Regions from separate parts of the Mus musculus genome. Here region 2 is linked to region 1. The links are chromatin loops, found by intact Hi-C in ENCODE. Cell type or tissue: gastrocnemius. All regions are shown on one strand. Links, peaks and the distances in the headings refer to the core of each region. The heading gives the core; the rest is flanking DNA. Region 1 overlaps Crocc (ciliary rootlet coiled-coil, rootletin). Region 2 overlaps Padi1 (peptidyl arginine deiminase, type I).

The links. Peaks named below come from ENCODE experiments on the same cell type or tissue, not always from the same donor. Only the 100,000 strongest peaks of a DNase experiment are listed, where the experiment ranks them.
Region 2: a loop joins it to region 1, with 1.9 times the contacts of the local background. A loop is called at or near these places in 1 of 42 quality-filtered maps.

The regions. Positions count from the first base shown.
Region 1 is chr4:141,029,568-141,033,944 of GRCm38, forward strand. Crocc (ciliary rootlet coiled-coil, rootletin) reads right to left here. Exons shown (of 37, transcript NM_172122.2): 20 at 3,235-3,404; 21 at 1,325-1,504; 22 at 582-716; 23 at 126-269. Among named protein-coding and RNA genes, the nearest start is that of Mfap2, 21 kb to the left of the region's middle. In gastrocnemius, for the core only: a CTCF peak has its summit at 2,395 (motif pointing left); DNase peaks (open chromatin) are centred at 2,382 and 4,190; H3K4me3 peaks cover 577 bases; H3K27ac peaks cover 1,665 bases.
Region 2 is chr4:140,812,719-140,817,095 of GRCm38, forward strand. It overlaps Padi1 (peptidyl arginine deiminase, type I), which reads right to left. Exons shown (of 16, transcript NM_011059.2): 16 at 263-2,136. The coding sequence ends at 1,903. It overlaps Gm13032 (predicted gene 13032), which reads left to right. Exons shown (of 3, transcript NR_045944.1): 2 at 476-1,549; 3 at 3,978-4,377. Among named protein-coding and RNA genes, the nearest start is that of Gm13032, 3.9 kb to the left of the region's middle. In gastrocnemius, for the core only: a CTCF peak has its summit at 2,031; DNase peaks (open chromatin) are centred at 153, 2,053 and 3,767; H3K4me3 peaks cover 1,379 bases; H3K27ac peaks cover 998 bases.

The sequences.
Region 1 (4,377 bases), core at 225-4,224:
CTGTTTACAGCCCCCTCTCTGAGGTAACCACTGTCTGTCCTCACGCAGGCAGGAGGACTCCCAGAACCAGCCCCAGCATACACGCAGCAGCCCTCAGTGATGCCAGGACAGTAGCGTCAGTTCACCTCCCGCATGCAGGCCTCCCGCTGCCGGCCCAGGTTCCCCGTCCGTTCCTCCAGCTCTTTCACCGTCTGGGCATGGGCGGCAGTGGCTTCCTCCAGCTGGGCCCGGAGGTCTCGAAGTTCAGATGTCAGGGCGTTCAGTGTGTTCTGAAGTGACCAAGATCCTCACGCTTATTCCTGACGTGGCCCCCAACACCCACCCCGCTGCACTGCTCAACCCCAGGACTAGCCCTCCCAGGGGCCTACCAAACCTCGGTGCCTTCCTTGAAGCTCACCTCTCTATACTAGTAGTCTCACCAAGGTGGAGCTGGTGGCCACCTCCTTCAGTTGGGGGTCCTGAAGGAAGGGCTGGACCTTCCACACAACCTGGCAGCATCTCCAGGCCCTCCACTCTAACAAGCCCCTTCAAGCCATGCTGGTTTCCCCTTGGTCACAGGCCCAGCTGGGCTGCCTACCTACCCGGTCCTGTTCCTGCCGGCTCTGGGCATCTCGCTTCTGCCGTTCCATCTCCAGAGAGATGGCAGCCAGACTGTGCCGAGTTCCCATCAACTTCTCCGACAGCGCCGTCTTCTCGGACTCCTTCAGGGACAAGGCCTAGGCAGAGGCAAGGATGACAGGCCTTAGGGTGTGGCTGGGCCTTTCTCCTAGCCTTCCGCTGGTGCTGGCTCGCAACAATGGCCCACCACTGGAGGACGAAGGGCAGAGGCGCCTGCTAAGGAACAGCAGCAGAACCCGGGTGTGGACATGATCTACAGATCTAACTGATGCTTCAACTTCCCCCCTGGAGGTGAAGACTTCCTTGAGTCTCAGTTACAGATGAGAAAGCTGTAGCTCAGGGGGAATGTGATTTGCCCAGGGCGACAAAGCAGGAGATAATCAAGTCTGACCTGCTCCATTACCTTACAGAAAACCAAGAATTAACAATTTGGAAGGATCAGCAAGTGCCTATGGGCACAGCCCAGTCAGAGGCATCCAGCCTGAGGCAAGCGGAGGCAGGAGACCGGAAGACAGCATGCCCTGTGCCACCTGTCACTGTCACTGTGCTAGGCCTCCAACTCTCCTGCCCTGCAGTGAGAGCTGAGACCCCGGAAGAACCTGGCTGCTTCCTGCACTCCTAGCTGCTGGGTGGGGGTGCGCTGGGCAGAGGGGGAGAGCCCCAGAGCTGTCCCACTACTCCCCACCCCCCTCCCCAGCTCACAGACCTGCTGCTTTTCGCTCTCTGCCAGCAGCAGGCCCTCGTCCCGCTCCTGCTGCAGCGCGGCAATCTCCTTGCTCAGCTCCTCCTTCTCGGCCTCCATCCGTGCCAGCAGCTCCTCTCGCTCCTGCTGCAGCTGGCCCTGCAGCTGGGCCCGCTCTGCCTGAAGCTCCCGCCATGCAGCCTCCTGAGGGCCAGAGCAGGGCTATGTGACACACTAGGAGGGGCCCACAAGGTTCCTTGCAGACGTCGGGTCAGAAGAAGGCACAAACACCCCAGAGCTAAGAGCCGTGCCACCAGGTCACTGCAGGGCAGGGCACTGGAAGCTGTGCTGAGGTCACCTCAGGTCTGTGAAGACAACAGGGAACCCCAGTGGCCTGGGATGAGAACAGGAATGCCCCTGGGGAGGATGGTCAGCAGCCATCCAGGGAGGGGGAGAACTAGGCCAGCAGTGTAGCCTGGAGGCTGGGACACGGTGACAGTGGGCCAAAGCCACAGGCACAGGCACTGGTCTGACCAGGTGAGCTGTGGCACTGAGGGCTAAGGGGACAATGGGGACCCCCAAGCCCAGGTGATAGACAACCCGAATGTTATTTTTTAAACTTTTAGGTTTATTCATGTGTGTGAATATTTGTCTGCAAGTATGTCTATGCACCATGTGCACGCCTGATGCTTCTGGCGGTTAGAAGATGGCATTGGATTCCCTGGAACTAAAGTTACAGATGGTTGTGAGCCATCGTGTGGATGCTGGAAACCAAAACCAGGTCCTCTAGAAGAGCAGCAAGTGCTCTTAGCTGCTGGGCCATCTCTCCAACTCTGTTCAGACAGCTAGAGGGTTGTGTAGAGGAAATAAGGCTGGATGCAAAAAACCTCTGGGACTCAGACTGTCAGAGAAGCTGAAGAGAATACAGGCTTGTGGGCACTGACAAGGCCAGGAAAGGTGGTGCCAGGGGCCACAGCGCATGGCTCACTGGGAACATGATACAGCCATGGCAAGGACAGCTTTCTCAGGGTGAGGGCACTGCCTGTCTCTGGTGGTGGGTGAGGCCCTTCTTCAGGCGCTGCCCTGCCACCTACTGGCCATATGTGGTAATTTCCACCCAAATCCGTGGAGGTGGGGGACAAGGGAGGCATCTTTTTCACCACTCTATGAGTCCTGCACGGGGACCATAGCTGTTGGAGGCCGCCCTGCCCAGGCTGTTTTTGAAGCCCTGTCCTGGGAAACACTCCGTGCTGGGGATTCTCAAGTAACAGGAACTGCCAGGAAATTTACTAAGCACTTGGTGGCTGCGCTAACCCCTTCACAGGACCCCATAGCAATCTATCCGTTTCTATGGAAGGAAAAATGAAGGCACAAAAACCTTATATGGCATCAGTGGAGTGAGACCAAGGTCAGACTCAAACTCAGGAAATACAAGCTGACTCAAGTGTGCAAGTGACTTCCCTGGCACGCCCTGCCCTGTCAGTCCTGAACCTTATTGATGAAGTAGAAGCTTTCTACTGGACACTTGTTTGTTTTGAAACAAGGCCTCTCGTCATGTAGCCCTGGCTATTCTGGAACTATGTAGACCAGACTGGTCTCGAACTCTAAGATCTGCCTGCCTCTGCTTTCTGGGTGCTAGGATTAAAGGTGTACGCCACCACACCCTGCTTTCTGCTGTATGCTACACCGGCCTTGCTCCAATGACTGTGGGTCTCCATCAGGTTTAGACCTGGTTTGGGGCCTGGAGCTCTATGTATCTGATAAGGACAACCACCCTCACCCCTTATCTTCTCAGCTACCCCCAGCTATATATCCTCATATCTTCTATGGCAGGCATCTGTTTCACAGATATGGAAACTGAGGCAGGGCAAGACAGAGGAGAGCACAGAGACAGGGAGACTCAGAGCCCTGCCCACTCCTCCCCAGGACCAAACCTTCTCATGCTGCAGTCTCTGGAGATCCTCCTCATGGGCTGCCCGCTGCTCCCGCAGAGAGGCCTGTGCCTCCCGCTCGGCTTGCACTAGCTTCTGGGTCATCAGCTCCTTGTCCAAGGCTGCCTTCTCTTCTGTGGATGTTACCTGCTGCCGTAGGCCTGCCAGCTCCCCTGCACAAGAGGGACGGATGGCAGGAAGGCAGGGCTGAGTCACATGTCCCTCTGGACCGGCAGACTTGGGCTGTATGAGCCACACGGGCAAAATCAGGTGAGAACACTTTCGTGGCACCAATGCTGACTTCCTTGAGGGAGTGGCTCACCCCTCTGGGTACCAGTTCCCCACCTGCCTCACGGGCTCACTGGCTCTGCTCTCCTCATGGACAGGGGACAGAATGGCTGGTGAAAAGGGCACCACAGAGAAGAAGGATATCAAAGACACAGTGTCTCTGTCACTGACACGCTTGCTGGGTCAATGCAATCCATATGCCCTAGCACATCACAGTACTTGGCTTGGATGATGCGCCTGGTTAGTTTAACCTCATCCTCGTCAAAGACGATGCTCCAAGACCAGCAACCACTCAAGCTTTATGGAGTGTCTCCACTAGGGACAGTGCCCCTCACTGAGGGACAAAGCAGGAGGCATGTCCCACCTGGACCTGTGTATGTCGCCCAGGTGTGAGCCCAACAGCATTGCCCTCCCTGGGTCTGTGTGACTCTGGAAAGTTGCTTTCCATGACCCCCACAGCTGCTGAGCTACTGTGCTGAGCTGGAAGGACCGAGTACAGAGTGTGGGGCGCGTGCGGGAACCCTGGGCTGGGACCATGGGACTGAGATTCACGACAGCAGCTGATGGAGCCCAGAGTTCTCTAAGGACCTCAGAACCCTCCAGCCTCCCTGATGACGAAGCAGCAGCAGCCACAGCTGGCACTCTGCCAAGGCCTTCGCTAGCTCCTTCACCTCATCCTGGCAACAGGCTAGGCAGGTGGCCATGCCCCTACCTCTGGTGCCAAAGGAACCTAACTCAGAGAGGGAAGGGCCTGTTCAGGGAGCCATGTGACAGCCCTGGATAAGGAACCCAGGCCAGCCATAGCCATGCACCTCACTCAGGGCTCCTAACTTCTGACTGACTCCTGCTTAAGTCTAG
Region 2 (4,377 bases), core at 152-4,151, 220 kb before region 1:
GTCCCTCCTCGATAGTATCTCAGGCAGGCGGGGGGGGGGGGGGCGGCGCGGGGGAGTGGCCATGGATCAAGGATTCTGTCGAATCAGCGGCTGTCTGGCATTCACCTGCCTCAGCCCAGGAAGCTGCTCAGCTGACAAGGGCCGCCTGAGGCCCTGCTGGCACCGAGCCTAGGGATCTGTGCTAGGGTGTGGAGATCAGGGAAGCTGGCCCCTCATTTTCTTATCCCTCTGTCGGCCCAGGCGCAAATGAGGCAGCCAGTTAAAGAATGCACAACGATGTTTTTATTGATGAGAAAGACGGTGGCCAGTCAGCCAGGACCCCAGACAGCCTGAGCGGCAACTCCAGAGTCCCCATCATGTGGTGCTGAAGACTTGCTCCCATGGTCGCCTGTCTCCTCTCCTCTTCAGAGGTCGGGCATCGCCCCAACCCTTCTCATCCTCCTTTATCTTCTTCTTCTCCTTCTCCGTGTCTCAGCTGCAGCCGGGCCATGCTCATAGAGGAGGCTGTTCGTGCAGAGAGCCTACAAATGGGGTTCCAGTTCCACAGACCCTTCTGGAAGGGGGAAGAGCCAATGCCTACTAGGCCATGCCTAGCCTAACACTTTCATGGAAGCCTTCGCTAACTGAGTGTCCGCCGGTTATGAAGTGACAGCAGCTGCCTCAAGTCTGGGGTGGCACCAGAAACTACTAAAAATACCAAGACAGAATCCAGTGGCCTGTGGTGGCTCCTGGACCACAGGAGGAAGATGGCAGGCCTCTGCCAGCCATGCCCTGCAGCTGGGTCTGCCTGCCTGCTTGCCTCCACATGCCTCTGTTACCTCAGCTGGTGCTATTAGCCTCCAGGCCAGCTGTCTGTCCTACTGGGGGTGGGGGTGGGGGACACAGGCCTGCCATGGGGTTTACTGGGGCAGTACAAATGTTGTGTAGGGTCCCTGGCTGCTAGGGGAGTGTGGGCCCTTCCCTCCCACTGCCTGCAGCAGGATCGGGAGTAATTAGAGACTATTAGAGGAAATTAGGCCTCACCTCCAGATGTAACTTAATGACCTACCCCACCCTCTCCTAATACCTTGGGCCCCACCCCCTCCACATCTGGACCAACAGCCTTCAGGTTCAGGGGCCCTAAACACCCAGCCACGAGTCCCAGGCTTCCAGGTTCCCCACCCCAAGATGGGCAAGCTCTCTGCTTTCCTGGTCCAACCTTCCTGCCCACCCCCACCCACGCTTGCAGACTTACGACGGGCTCCCTATGGCCCGCGGCATCTTCCAACAGGAAGCACCAGGGCTCATAATTAAAGGCTGCTCCGGCAGGTAACGAGCATCCTGCAGAGGTCGGACTGGATGGAGTTGAGCATTAGAGGGGCTTTTGTGCCTGCTCGCTTTCAAGGACTGAGTTTTCCTGCCCTTGCTTGCCTCCGTTGAACTGAACGGTGCCAGAGGGCCATGGCCTGAGGTCCTTTGGGAAGAAGGACGCCCCAAATCTTCCTTTACATCTTACGCAATCCAGGAGTCATATGAAACCACGGTGCTCTTGCCCCAGGGTCCTGGCAAGGTGGGCATTTCGTTCCAGAGCTATTTTTCTCGGGTTTCAGAGAGGTGGAGGGTTGGGGGTGGGACAGCTCAAAGTGGGGCGTGGCTGCGGAGGCCACACCTTGAACAGGCTCAACTTCCGGCCTTGACCCTCTCAGGGCTCTAGCTGGGAATGGGAGAAGGAAAAGTGGCGATAGTCTCCAGGGCAGGGCAGGCGACTCCAGGAACGAAGAAGTGTGTTGTCCTCCTGGCGCTCAGCTGACCACAGTAGCCAGCCCACTTTCAGGCCCAAGGAGGGTGGAGGCTGGTTCGTGGCCCTTGCCCTTGCCCTGGGACTCCCATCAGCTGGGAAGCAAGGGTGGTGGTCGGGCAGGCTCAGGGCACGGAGTTCCACCACTTAAAGGTAAAAGGTTTCCTCCGCACGTTGGTGCCACAGTGGATCTCTCCGAGCAGTTGGTGGTAAAAGAGAAAGTCGTCGATAAAGACGCAGCGCAGACCCAGCGGCTCCAGCAGGGAGCGCACCTTCTCCTCCAGGCAGCAGCGACCATTGATGAGCGGGCCGAAGGGCTTAGGGATGCCCAGGTACTTGCCGAGAACCACCATGTTGACCTGCGAGAGAGAGGAAGAAGAGTCTCAGTGGCCCCGGATGCACCGCACCGCTGGACTCCTTCTGGGTTCTGGCTCTGCTGATCCATCCTCTGCAGAATTAGGGGTTGGTCAGGAACTCGGGTCTCAGATTGGGTTGGGGTATGTGCCCATTATAAATTGGGAGTCGTAAGCAGAAAGATGGTGAGTCTGAGGCTAGCCTGGGCTACATAAATAAGACATATCTCAAAAAAAAAAGTAAGAGGTGGGGAAGGCTTGCCGGGGGTAGCTCAGTGGTACAATGTTTCCTGCGGTAACAACCCGGGGCTTGGCTAACTGTACCAATGGCGGTCTGCGGTCCTCCAGTTCCTTCTTCCATCTTTTGTCATATTGTAACAAGTTTGTCACAACCAGAGATGAAATGTGCTAACTGTCCTCACCATTAAGTCTCAAACTCAGGTCAAATGGCCACCTGAGGTGCCTTTTTAATCTATCAAAGCTGCTCTGGCCACCAGGTTCTCCCAGCATCCCTCAGTCCCTACCTGTTACGGGGTCCTCCTGGCTGGCACACCAGAACCTCTACTCTGAACCCTTGAGCCCAGGGACCAGGCTGCCCTTCCCTCTATAATCCAGCCATTTTGGTTACTCAGCCCCCCACCTTTATTTTTTTTTTTTTGTCTACTCTTTTATTTTCCTGTCTCTGTCTCTCCTCCTCCCTCTTCTCACATGACCCAGCTCAGGAAGGGTCTGTTCACTCTGGCTATATGCTCCCTTTTATCTAAAAAACAAAACAAAAACCAAAAACTCCCTTTTATCTCTGCCACGTTTAGGAGCAGTCATATCTCCTGTGTGTGTGTGTGTATGTGTGTGTGTGTATCTTTCACTCACTAGCGTGGCGACACCTCTGCAGTACACAGCTTGCCTGGCTGTTCACAGCATCCTGTTAGTCCTCAGCCCTTACTGAGAATCCGTGTACTCCAGAAAGGTCATCCCTAAATCTCACAGTCCTCCCCACCCCCTGCCCCGGGGTTGTGGTTCAGACAGGTCAAGTAACATTACCAAGGTCACAAAAACTTGTTGCCCACTCCATGGGCTGGGGTGCACATGTTGGAGGGGGGGGGAGGTTGCAGGGAATCCAAGGGCAGGGAGAAGAATAAGAAGCCATGCTTATTGCCATGGTTAGGACTCTGCTCCTAGAGTTAAGAGTTTGAGGCCAGCCTGGTCTGCAAAGTGAGTTGCTGTTTCATAGAGTGACCTTGTCTGGGGGTGGGGTGGGGGTGGGAGGAGTCCAAGATCATGAGCTATAATCTCAGCCACGCCCAGTGGTCCTTCAGTGTTTCAGATGCAAGCAGCCATTAGCACACGTGGCTGGGTAGGTTAAAATCACTTCCTGTCTCAGGTTGTTATCTGCAAGCCACACGTCATCCCGATGGCTTGGGGGATGCCATGTTACACTGCAGACTGCCAGAGAGCTTGCCCAAGCAGGGAAAGCTCAAGCAGAAGGCACAGGCTCCCTTCAAGCAGCCCTGATCAGTGGGGATGGATTTTACACTCCTGGTACTCTTGGTTGTTACAGGAGGCCAGAGATGTGGTTAAATACCTTGGGATGCCCAGCCGCGGGAGGCTCAGGGGGAAAACTCCTGTTTCTGAGGAACAGCTTGGCGTCCTGCCAGCCTGGACTCTGGACTTGGGACAGCCAAGGACAGCCAGGAACCTAGGTACTCCCTCACTCCAGCCTGCACACTCCTCCCCTAACTCAGTTCTGCTCTGGTCTTGACAGAGGAGAGGTACCCAAGTTAAAGGCACAGTAGAGAAGGGGGGACACTTCCCACTCCAGAGCCTCACCACTTATCCTTTCCTGACAGGAAATGGGCTGACTGGCTGGCTGCTTCGATAGCATCACTCAGACCCCGCCCAACTGAGGGCTCTTGGCCTCATCTGCCTGTCAACTGCCTAATGGTTATGATTTGTTCTGCCTTCCTGGAAGCCCTACACAGCAGTCCCTTGTGGGAGCCACAAGTGTAGGAACTAAACAAGCCAGTGAACCTCTGGACAGAAGGCAGAAACATCCCGTCTACCTTTCCATCTAGAAAATGTGAGCTTCTTTGGGTGTGACTGGCTTCCCTGCTGAGGGGTATCTAGCAGCCCTTCCAGCTGCTGCCCACTGGGTACCAAAGACACCAGCTCACTGTGGCCATCAGCGACGCCCAGGATACGCATCTGCCCCACTTAGGAACTGCAGAACCAGCTGCCTCAGTATCCACC